Regions from separate parts of the Homo sapiens genome. Here all the other regions are linked to region 1. Evidence: chromatin contacts called from ENCODE Hi-C or POLR2A ChIA-PET data. All regions are on one chromosome and are shown on one strand. Each heading gives the region's core, a stretch centred on a gene start or an enhancer-like site at or near the end of the contact. The rest is flanking DNA. Distances are from core to core; before and after follow the strand shown.

Evidence for each region. Hi-C counts contacts between places; a loop is a spot of excess contacts on that map. ChIA-PET counts read pairs that join two places held with the same protein, here RNA polymerase II (POLR2A). Pooled maps may share reads with other maps.
Region 2: a pooled map shows a loop between it and region 1 (3-fold over the local background). The contact joins the promoter of MRPS21 here to the promoter of SEMA6C in region 1. A Hi-C loop is called at or near these places in 4 of 50 pooled maps.
Region 3: a pooled map shows a loop between it and region 1 (5-fold over the local background). The contact joins the promoter of TDRKH here to the promoter of SEMA6C in region 1. A Hi-C loop is called at or near these places in 4 of 50 pooled maps. POLR2A ChIA-PET finds 5 or more read pairs at or near these places in 2 of 52 experiments (OCI-LY7 and activated CD4-positive, alpha-beta T cell).

The regions. Positions count from the first base shown.
Region 1 is chr1:151,144,755-151,148,732 of GRCh38, reverse strand. It overlaps SEMA6C (semaphorin 6C), which reads left to right and starts at 2,102. Exons shown (of 19, transcript NM_030913.6): 1 at 2,102-2,300. It also overlaps a transcript of LYSMD1 not described here. RefSeq lists silencers at 1,625-1,684, 1,895-2,354.
Region 2 is chr1:150,292,185-150,296,162 of GRCh38, reverse strand. MRPS21 (mitochondrial ribosomal protein S21) reads right to left here and starts at 2,302. Exons shown (of 3, transcript NM_031901.6): 1 at 2,265-2,302; 2 at 1,714-1,828. The coding sequence starts at 1,796. It overlaps LOC105371434 (a long non-coding RNA gene), which reads left to right and starts at 2,343. Exons shown (of 2, transcript XR_922129.4): 1 at 2,343-2,531; 2 at 2,666-2,863. RefSeq lists an enhancer at 1,955-2,014.
Region 3 is chr1:151,788,848-151,792,825 of GRCh38, reverse strand. It overlaps TDRKH (tudor and KH domain containing), which reads left to right and starts at 2,326. Exons shown (of 13, transcript NM_001083965.2): 1 at 2,326-2,446. TDRKH-AS1 (TDRKH antisense RNA 1) reads right to left here and starts at 2,077. Exons shown (of 2, transcript NR_146292.1): 1 at 1,581-2,077. RefSeq lists a silencer at 2,382-2,641.

The DNA.
Region 1 (3,978 bases), core at 853-3,352:
GCTGAAGCTGTGTCCCTCGGGAACATTTTCTTCTTTTGCACCAAGCCAACTCCCACCAAAGTTTTCCTGTCCTTCATGATAAAATGTATCCAGCATCTTTCTGTGCAGTCTTCGGAGAATATTTATTGTCTTCTTTGCACATTTGGAAATTTATGTTCAATGTAGCTTTTCTTTTGAGACTTGGTGTTGTCTTTTTAATAGTTTAGTACTATTAAATATTTAATATTTAGTACTGTCTTTTTAATAGTTTAGACTTTTTAATAGTTTAGTATGTGCAAATCTTATTTTAATTCAAATATATTATCATTTTCTTAAAGTCTGGAACCACAACCCACAGTGGATTGTGTAGTAGATTGTGTCTCAAGTAAGTGTTTAATACTTACTGGATTGAACTGAGATTTGAGCTGGGTCCTAAAACTTTAAATGAATTACACCTTAATCCCCACTCACTAATCTATTCCATAAGCATGTATCTGAGTACCTAAACCCTGTGCTAGGAGCTGAGGAGATTTCTTTTAACCTCTCAGTGCCTCTGTATTTTGAGGTGTCTTTCTCTGAAAATTTCTTTCCAGCCTTTAAAACAACCCCAACTGTCTGACAGTTTGTTGAATTGCCTTGGACCCAAGATCCCTCGGCCGTTAATTCTGTGTAGATATTGTCCCTGTTTATCTTCTTCTATTTTTTTTAGATCTGACTTTACTGAGTTACTGTTCATCTTACTGGTTCACCTGGCCTTAAATCTGTCTCTCTGTCTCTCTCTTTCTCTGTATGTGCGTGTGCACATGTGTGTGTATGTTTAGGTCTCTTGTGTACTCGCTGTGGGGCTTAGCCTAGTTGTTGATACTCCCCTCCCTGATCACAGTCCAGTTAAGGCTGGCCTAAAGTGGCAAACCCCTTCCCCCTCCTTTCCTCTAGTCCAGAGTCCAAGATGTGGGTAGAAGTGTTCAGTCAGATAAAACTATCTGAGAATGCCAGTGTCTCCCAGGCCACCCACTTTCCTGGAGAATTTTGAGAATGTCTTTTGTCCCAGCCCCACATAGAGAAGAATCCTACCAGGCAATACCAAGGTACCAAGCAATCCTGTCTGTAGTAGTTTATTCTTCCTCCTCACTGACATTCCCAGGGGCTTTATGAAGGGTGGGGAGGGAGAAGGGGCAGTTTTGCTGTTTGGAGGGATGTCACGGTCCTCTGAGGAAAGGTGGGACGTATGTCTGTGGGGCAGGAAGGCTGTGTGGGTTACTTTATCAAGTCTTAGCGTTGCTACTCTTTGTGCCTTTCTCTGAGTCAGTTAGTCTTGATTTCCACATCTGTTTTGGCTTCAGCCTCTCTCACCTGCCCTCTTCCATTACCCAACAGCCTGACTGCTAGCTAGTTCTTGCCATAGTGGCCCAAACTCATGCTGCTTTGTAGAGGTGGGAGGGGAGGAGATCATGGAAACAAGGGAAACCTCCTGCTGACACCTTCCTTTCCTTTCCCAGGCCTCCAGCCCCCACGCGCATGCTAGGCCTCCTTATCCGGGTCAGGACGAACCAGAGGAGGCCTACGGGGAGAAATAAGGAGACAGAGGGACAACGCATAGAGAGGAGCAACAGAGAGTTGGGGGCAGAGTCAGGGAGATGCGGGATGCGCCCTCGGGAGCAAGGTCGCCCAAGCCGTATAGGAGGGGAAGGGAGGACGGATCGCGCAGGCTCTGACAGCCCAGCCCAGCCCCGCGAGGCTCCCAGGTTTCCTGTCTGTTTCTCCTCCCAGCTCCTCTTCCTCTCTTGGGAAATTTCTCCCCAGAGCCTCTCCTGTGCCAGCCTGTCTCTGCTTCTGTATGTATTTCTTCCTCTGCCCGGTGTCGGCGACTGTCCGTGGGTCTCTCCATCTCGCGTCTGTCTCTGGTCTCCAGTTCAGCCTCCCGGCCTGGCCCTCTGGGTGGACGGTGCTCCTGGCGCCCCTCCCCGGGCAGCACTATTGGCGGAGAGGTGACGAGAAGGCGGTGTCTAGCCGCCCTCCGAGGGCGGGATTAGTCGCGGCGACCCAAAGGCGGGCAGGAGGTGGGCCCGGCTGGGAGGCGGGCGGGGCCACTGGGGCCGAGCCCAGAGCCCCGGGCGGTCGCATTGTTTTCCTCCGCGGATCCGCGGCTGGACTTGGACCCAGGGCTCTCCCGACAGCGCCCTGGAACCCAAATTCAAGCACCATCCAATTCGGACGCTCATCGCATCTCGCCTGAGCACAACCACGGATTGCGAACTCAGCGCAGCGCGTGGCCGCTGGCCGCCCGCGGCGATCTCGATCCCGCTGACCCGAATCCTGGAGCAAGTACCCCGGGCAGGGAAGGGGCTGCGGGGAGGCGGGGAGGGAGCAGGAGGGCGCGGCCGGCGGGGGGCAAGCTTCTGAAGCGCTAGGGGACCAGGGAGGTGTCGGCGCCCGGTGTGCCTGGCTGACGGAGAGGGTCAACGAAATTGGGGTGCAGGGAGGAAGGAGGGACAGTGGCCGAGCCCCGTAACTGTACTGGTGAGAGCAGAGTCTGGGCACCTCGTTCAATTGGGCTTTCGTCGAGTCGCATCCCGCTGGACTGGGAAGCGCGAAAAGGGATTATTTGAGGCGCGCTCCGTAGAGAGCGTGGAAAACCTGGCCCCTTGCTTTCCCAGCAAGGAAACTAGGGCTCCGAGACCCACGGAGAACTAGACCCTCCTGACGCCCCTGAAGGGATGGGAAGAGGGACGCATCGTTCCGGACTTTGTGTCACGGGTGCTCCTCTGTCCTTGTGCAAGCCGGAATCTGAGCACCCTCTGAAGGGTTGGCTCGTGCAAAGAGGCGGCGAATGGGGCCCTCGAGCAACATCGGTCCCAGCGCCTATCTCCTTCCTTCAGCCCGCTCGGCCCGGGGCTTTGTTAGACTGAGGTCTCCCAAGGAGGACATCCGAGCTGGCAACTGCCTCCTGAGCCCACGGTCCCCACTGAGCGCCGGCCTCAGGCCCGCCCTCGTCGGTTCTCAGCCTCTGGCCCTGTTTCCCTGGCCTGGGAGACCCGCCTCCGCTCCCCAACCCCCGCTCCTATCCCCTCTTCGTCTGCGCCTGCAGGCCCCTCCAGCCCCTCCTCTCGCTAACGTGGCTCTGGGACCCGGTCCCGGCCCAGACTCTGCTACCGGCCCCTCCTCGGAGCCCCGGATCCGGTGAGGGGGAGACAGGTCGAGCCCCTGGCCCTAGGCCCACCTCTTTTCGAGGCTTTAGACACCTGGATTGTCCTGGTTGGGGGTTGGGTGGGAAGGAGGGTAGGTGCTGAGTGTGGGGCTAAGAGCTAAGAGTGGGGGAAATGGCTTGGAGAAAGGAAAGCTCCGGTTCCACAGGCTCCTTGGCGCGACCCTGCTCCCTCTGAGGAAGGTGGACTGGGGCGGGCGACCAGCCCAAAGGCTTCCTGCTATTGTCCCCAGCCCAGTCTCCCCTTCTCCATCCCTTCCACAGCTCTCCTAGACTCTGGCTGTGACCCCAGCCATTCCCCAGAGGTGGCTTCGGGGCCAGGAGAGAGAAGGGCTGTTTCCTCTTCCCAGCAACGGGAGGATCTGGAAAGGGGAGAGTCGGCCAGGTCTCTCCCATGTGCTTCAGATGGGGTGTGTGAAGCAGCTCGGATTCTTCCAGGGCAGAGTGATCTTTTCTCCAGGCCAGGAGTTGAGGAGCTGACCAGATGCTGCTTCCCAGAAACAGCTACAAGAAGCCCTCTTAAAGGTGTATCATAGTTGAGTCTAGAAGGCCAATGCAAAGGCCAGCCAAGTGTTTGTAGAGGCTGGACTAATCCAGCCTAAAGTGGGGTGTGAGTGTGTGTGTGTGTAGACTGAGTGGAAGGGAGGCACAGCCTGCTCTCTCAGGGAGGAAGGAAAGGGTTGAGGGTGCTTGCTATCAGATCATTTTGCCTGGAAATGAAGAGCATGTAAATGAGATGCAAATTAGCCTCTATTGTCCCTAGCTAAGGCGCTTTTGCTAAGAAGGCTGTTGGA
Region 2 (3,978 bases), core at 1,053-3,552, 850 kb after region 1:
TCTTGGCTAACGTGGTGAAACCCTCTCTACTAAAAATACAAAAATCAGCCAGGCGTGGTGGTGGGCACCTGTAGTCCCAGCTACTCAGGAGACTGAGGCAGAAGAGTCAATTGAACCCAGGAGGCGGAGGCTGCAGTGAGCCGAGACTGCACCACTGCGCTCCAGCCTGGCAACAGAGCAAGACTCCGTTTTAAAAAAAAAAAAAAAAAAGTATTACTAGGGCTCTTCTACATCTCTTAGCCTGGCATTCAAAAATTTTCAATGAAGCTATAAAGCTCCTCCACCCCAGCTAGTTTGTTTCCATTTATGTATTTTTCCTTATGCTGTATCTTTCCTGAAAACTTGTAAGCTTTCCCATCTTTCTTTTTTTCCCTTTCTTCTTAATATTTTTAGAAATGGGGTCTTGCTATGTTTACCAGATTGGTCTTGAACTCTTGGCAACAAGCAATCCTCCCCACTAGGCTTCCCAAAGTGCTAGGATTACAGGTGTGAGTCATCCCACCCAGTGAGCTTTCCCATCTTTTGCCTGCTTCTCTAGGATGCCAATCTGAATTCACCTTTTCCTTTAGCTTTGTCCCACACCAATCACTCCCTCAGCTTTCTATTTATCATACTACGTTCCCGCTTCCTAGCAACTTCACATCTTGATTTTCCATTTGGGCTCTTTTTTAAGTCTTCTAAAGAATTCAGGTTCCTCATAAAAGGAGTCATTACGCTTGGGCAACATGGCGAGACTCCCTCTGTACAGAAAATACAAAAATTAACTGCGGTGGTGGCGTGCGTCACTAGACCCAGCTAGTCAGGAGACTGAGGCAGGAGGATTGTTGAGTGACACAGCAAGACCCTGTCTCAATTTTTAAAAAGCGGGGCCGGGCGCTGTGGCTTACGCCTGTAATCCTAGCACTTTGGGAGGCAGAGGCAGGCAGATCACTTGAGGTCAGGAGATCAAGACCATCCTGGCCAACACGGTGAAACCCCATCTCTACTATAAATACAAAAATTAACCGGGCGTGGTGGCGGGAGCCTGTAGTACTGGCTGCTCAGGAGGCTGAGGCAGGAGAATGGCGTGAACCCAGGAAGCGGAGCTTGCAGTGAGCCGAGATCGTGCCGCTGCACTCCAGCCTGGGTGACAGAGCGAGACTCTGCCTCAAAAAAAAAAAAAAAAATTAAAATTAAAATTAAAAGCGGGGAGGTGCGGGGGGTGATTACTTGTTGAATACAATTCATACAGTTAGGTTTGAGGAAGAACTTTTTTTCTTTTTTTTTGAGATAGAGTCTCACTCTTGCCCAGGCTGGAGTGCAAGTGGCTCGATCTTGGCTCACTACAACCTCTGCCTCCCGGGTTCAAGCGATTCTCCTGCCTCAGCTCTCGAGTAGCTGAGATTACAGGCGTTTGCCACCACGCCCGGCTAATTTTTGTATTTTTAGTAGAGACACGGTTTCACCATGTTGGCCAGGCTGGTCTGAAACTCCTGACCGCATGTGATCCACCCGCCTCGGCCTCCCAAAGTGCTGGGATTACAGGCGTGAGCCACCGCGCCCGGCCCAGAACTTCATTTTTAAGATAATAAACTGAGGGGCTGAGACGTTTTAAGAGACTGTGAACACCTGGGCTGGCACTGTTTTGAGAACAATCAACGAAAGGGGAAGGGAGAGAATAACCACCGCACTTCCCAGAGAGTCTAGGCATGATTCTGGTCCCTTAACAGTTACCTGTTTAGGGTCCTGTATGCGCTTTCCACGTTCCCTTCCTGTACCATCACAGTCCTGGCGATGAACTTCAGATGTTTTGCCATGACCTTGGATTTAAACCTTCACTCTGTAGAGCCTAAAGGATGATGGAGAAAGGGCGAGGAAAGCAGAAAGAGAAACGCAACATAATACAAACTACACCGCGCGGCTTATTTAGGATTTGGAAATTCAACATGCTCAGGGACGCGCGAGATGGAGCACATGGAAGTCATCCTAGAAAGTAGACGTGAATCGTTGTCTCTTATTCTCACTGCCAGTCCAAATCCTCGCATAGAGAAGAAAAGAGATGGCAGCAGGGCGTTACCACAAAGACGCGTCGCCGGGCATGAGAAGGACACGAGCGACAAGGATGCGCCACAGGGTCCCAACCACCACACATAGTTCCAAAAGGGGTTGAGTTGGGAGTTGGGGAAGGACTCTTTGTTGGTCTTTGGAAAAGGGGGCGAAAGCCCGCAAACCTGCCCTCTCGCCAAGCCAGCCTTCCTTTCCCCAAACCCTGCACAACTCCTCACCTCGCGCGCTCAGTACCTAGCCCACCGGAAGGGTTCTCACTACCGGAAGCGGAAATTACGGAATCGCCAGCGCCGCGCAAAGAAACAGGCCGAGGGAGACAACGTGCGTGGAAACCATAGCAACGTCCTTTCTGGCCTCTGTTGACTGCCTCTCTTCCCCGGGCCTGGACTCTACACCTGACAAAGCAAAATACTCATTGACTTAAATTCCCCCGAAACACGTTTCTCGCCCTCTCATGGAGTCGAAGTCCTTCGGCCTCTGAGAAGGTCAGCCCAATTTCATACCCCTTAATCCTGTGAAATCCTTGATAAATATTTGAGCCATTTCTCTTTCTCGATGGAAAACAAGAGAAGTAGGCGCTTCCTGAGGATGCTTCCTGTTTTCTCTTTGGAAAGGACAGACTCTTTGAGATCTGCTCTCCGGACGAAAAATAGATTGATTCATACACGTCATCTGCCTAAGTGCTAAGGAAAAGAAATAAACATACTGTGAGTTTCCTATATCATCTTCCCACTAATTTAACTACATAAAGTGAAATCAATAAAGATATATGGGAAACACCTGCAGGGTTTAGAATAAAAAATTATGTCAGCTTCTATGCCTTTTCGTGCTAATGAGACCTACTGAAAAACCTCCTTTTAAATTTCTTCTTCGCTGTGGAGACACCCGTCCTCCTATTTGTATGCTACCTGTACATATCCATTTATGGTTATTCACGTAAGTTAACATCTAATGGCTGTAGGAAAACGTACCTCCCTTAGAGAGAGAGTGCGCGCGCACGCTCACGCACACACACACACACACAGACACAGACACAGACGTGTGCATCATCAGTTGATGCTAATAACTTACACTAACACTTAAGCCCACCTCAGAGTAAGCCAGGTCCAAAGTAACGAAATAGAACTAGATTGGGACATTATTATGCTTGTCAACAAACTTTCACTGAATGACTACTCTGTGTCAGATACTGTTGATACCACTCTAGTGCCTCCTGGACCACTAGGACCACATAAAAGATACTAAAACAAAGTAGTATATAATAAATGCAAAATAAATTATATGGGCTGGACGCGGTGGCTCACACCTGTAATCCCAGCACTTTGGGAGGCCAAGGCAGGCGGATCACTTGAGCCCAGAAGTTCGAGACCAGCCTGGGCAACAAAGCAAAACTCCGTCTTTACAAAAAATATAGAAATTAGCCGGGTGTAGTGGCATGGCCTGTTGTCCTAGCTACTTGGGAGGCTGAGGGGGAGGATCACCTGAGCCTGGAAGGTCAAGGCTGCAGCGAGCTTTGATCACACCACTGCACCCTGGCCTGGGCAATAGAGTGAGACCCTGTCTCAAAAAATTAAAAATGAATAAATAAATAAATAGGGCCAGGCGCGGTGGCGCACGCCTGTAATCCCAGCACTTTGGGAGGCTGAGGCGGGTAGATCACCTGAGGTCAGGAGTTTGAGACCAGCCTGGCCAACATGGTGAAACCCTGTCTCTACTAAAAATACAAAATTAGCCAGGCGTGGTGCCACATGCCTGTAATCCCAGCTGCTTGGGAGGCTGAGGCAGGAGAATCACATGAACCTGGGAGGCGGAGGTGGCAGTGAGCCGAGATCGCACCATTGCACTCCAGCCTGGGCAACAAGAGTGAAACTCCATTTCAAAAAATAAATAAACAAACAAATAATAAATAAAATATGCCACAGCATAATGTGG
Region 3 (3,978 bases), core at 1,077-3,576, 640 kb before region 1:
CTTCCCCAGTTCAAGTGATTCTCCTGCCTCAGTCTCCCAAGTAGCTGGGATTACAAGCGCTTGCCACCATAACCGGCTAATTTTTGTATTTTTAATAAAGACGGGGTTTCAGCATGTTGGCCAGGCTGGTCTTGAACTCCTGACCTCAGGTGATTAGCCTGCCTCAGCCTCCCAAAGTGCTGGGATTACAGGCGTGACCCACCACACCTGGCCGGGGAAAATACTTTTAACTTATATACAAACAGCAAGTATTAAGAAATGACCCTATAACCAATAAAAATATGAACAGAATATAAAAACAGAGAATTTACAAAAAAATTGCCATTTAAATATATTAAAAGATGCTCAACTTTACTTATAAGAGCAATGAAATTTTATCTTGCAATGAGATAGCATTTACACTATCAGATTGTCAAAAATCAGGAAGTTTAACAGCACCAGTGTGCTATCAAACAGGTTCTTTTCATACATTGCTGACAGGAGACAAAATTGGTAAAATTTCCAGGGAAGGCAATTTGGTAATACTAACTAAAATCATTTTCAAAAATTGCTGGTGGGATTAAAATTATAAAAATCTTTGTGGGAGGAAGGGAATTTACAAAATTTTATCTATCCAAATGAAAAAACAATGCACACATTTCTTTAACTTGGCACTTGCATTTCTAAGTATTTATCATACACATATGCAAGAGGGAAATGAAGTATCCTTGCATATCAATCAAATGTTAAAGGACTGGTTAAATATATCTTCATATATCCCTCAGGCATACTATGAAACTATCACTATGAGGCAGATACGTATATGCTGCTACGGAAACATTTCCAGACTGTATCAAAGAAAGTTGCAAAATAGTATGTATGTTATCAACTGGGTTAAAAAAATATATGTGTGTGTATATATATATACACTTTATATATTACACATATACACACGTTAACTATAGAATATCTTGTGAAATTTTTCACAAGAAACTGGTAACCCTAGTTGCCTTGAAGGAAGGAAAATTTATTCACTATAATAACCTTGTTTCTTCTGAATTTTGTAGAATGTAAATGTATTACTTATTCAAAACGCATACACATTTTTATATTAATAGAAAGCAAAACCTGAGGCCCAAAGGCATCTGCCTAATTGACAAAAGATACAACCTTGCGTTCTTTCAGCAAATATTTATTGCTCATCACCTGCCAGGTATTGTGATGGAAGCTAGTGCGGAAGATCCCCCAATGACCAGGATCGCCCGACCCCTGTTCCCAGGGTGAGCCCCTAGCGCGGAGCGGGGACAGGGTGGACCGAGTAGGGCGCAGTGCTGGTCTCGCGAGGCTCCCTGCCCCACGGAGGCAGTAGCAGGACCCAACCGTTCCTAACCGTCCAGGGACCAGGACAGCGTCTGGAATAAAATCTTCCAAAGCAAACTTCCGCCTGCGGAGACCCGCTCCCTTCCTCGCCCCCACAGAAACGCCCCCCGCCACCACCCCCTCCCCCGGCGTAGGCCTTCACGCTGTCGCCTCGACCCGTTTCCTCGAATCCCCAGGGAAGGGTGGGCCCCTGGCGCCCCTATGGCCCGCCGCCCCCTTACCACCGCGGTCGGAGCCCGGGTCTCACTCTCCTGCCGCTGTTTCGGGCCACACCGTGTGTCCGTGCCTCCGCAAAGGAATAGAAGAGTGGGTCCTCGCTCTCTGCGGCGCACCGCTTGTCCCTTGACTTCCTGTCCATCTACAAAGCCTATTTCATGTTTTCCAGAAAGAAAACGTTTTCCGTGTCTCTTGAGTCCTCATCGCCATATGCGGGGCGGGACCGATCTATGCAAAAGATCGCAAGAGAAAACTGATGGAGCATCGCCCATCATGAGGCTGCTCTCCCGATGGTCACTGAGTTGTGTTGTGGCACTGTCTTTGTACAAAGACACCAATTTTTGCGAACGGTGCCACTCATGATTCAACGCTCTCATGCCTCGGTCCCAGCTGCTGGAGCGCAGATTTTCCTCCAAGGGTTAGAAGATAGAAAACTCCTCGGTAATTGGCCTAGAGGTGGTCTGCGAGGACGCCGGGAAGCTTGTAATTGGCTGTTTAATTCTCAGCAGGTGCGGTCTCAGTTAACAACATCTGCTTTTCCTGGATCTTATTGGCTGACAGGGTGGGCCTGCTTTGGATTCCATCCGGGTAATTGGGCAGCGGCTAGCAGCAGCCACGTCGCTCAGGGGCAGCCCGCGGAAGGATTGGTTGTGACGGGAGAAGGCGATTGGTCGGACTGCGAGCAGGGTGTTGATTGGTGCTGTCGGGCTGCGGGGGCGGGGAAGTGGCGGCTGAAGCGCCGCCGGCGGGGCTCACTGTGGTGGTGTGAGTGGGAGGCGGCGGCGCTGGTGGCTGCAGCTGGGGTGAGGCGCGAGGCGGCGCACTCGACGGCTGACTGGAGCAGCGGTAAAGGCGAGGATGGAGACCGAAGGTTTGGGGAGTGGGAAAGACAGGGTCATGGGCAGCCCTGGCCACTAGGAGACGGAAATGCGGGAGCGAGGGAAGGGAGGGGTCTGGCGTGCCCCGGGGCGAGGGAAGGATGTGGGGCGCAGCGGGGGAGTCAGAGCCCTGGGCTGTGAGACGCCGCTCGGGGGCAACTTGACCCACTGGGAACTCGTAACTGTATCTGAGGAAGATGCTCCAGTCACCCGCTTACGCCACAACGGACCCGGTGCGGGAGCGTTTGTGTTTGCCCTGAGTCAGTTCAGACTCTTCCACTGGGCCTTTTTGAGACTGAGAGCTGCCATCCGTATATCACTTTGCCTTTAACTTTCCCCAGCTTTTTCTTTAGTTATCGCTAATAGGATGGCTGTTTACAGTCGTCAGAATAATACATTGGGGTTTTTGTTTTTCCAGTATCCCTCATTCCTTAATCCAGGTATCATCGTGGGGGTTGGCTGGAGACCCCTATTTCAAAGACTGACTTTTAGACCCTTTCCTTGTTTTGAGAGAAAGGGGTTGACACTTTTTTTTTTCTCGTGAATTTAAAATAAACGTACCAAGGATGAGAACATTGAGCTGCTTCGATTCAAGCATGTCACCATGTTGTAGGTTCTTTGTAGGTTCTGGTTATTAGGAGATACTGGAATGAGTTATCTATGCTTTCATGGAGCTAACAATGTGATTTGACTTCTCATCACATCCTATTTGACTCCTGTCATTTTAAATGATAAAGTAAGCCTTAGCGATGCATATCAGATAGTTTTTGGCAATTGTTCAATACAAATGTCAGGAAATTTCAAAGTTAGCTTTCACTGAAAACCATTATCTAACCACATTCCTCACTGAACAATGATCCTCATCTTCTCTTCTTAGCTTCCCCTAGAAACTGTGGTCTTAAGTTCTAGTATTTTCCTCCTTCCCATTCAATTTTTAAGTAATAAAATCAAACACAAGCTAGCAGTCAGTACTATGCAGTTATCCCCGTTTACATTATATTATTTTCCATTTCTCTTTAAGAGAAACTTATAGCTGAAAGGATATGAAAATTGTGAACAAAACCATAGTGACAGATCAAGTAGAGTCTCATTTTTTGAGACATCAGCTGATAACTCAATTAGCACAAATTCATTTGTAATGTTTGAAGAGGAGTTAGTGAAATTTACCTTTTGCTTCAAATAGAAGTCGGCCAAAACCGCACCTATAATCTCAGCTACGCCGGACGACTGCGGGAGTTCAAGGCTGCAGTGAGCTATTATCATTCACTGCATTCCATCCTGGGTGACAGACCAAGGCTCTGTCTCTAAATAAACAACAACAAACTCTCCAATTCATCTGTTCTCCATCTCCATCATTGACACCTGGACTAGGCCCTGATTGGTCTCCTGCAGCCACGGTTGCTGCCTTCAATTCATTCTCCTCACCACGGACACAGATGTTAATCAAGAATGACAAGCATGGCATGTGTTATCAAGGGATATTGGGGATTCTGTGGAAACCCATAGCAATGTAATTCAACCCAGT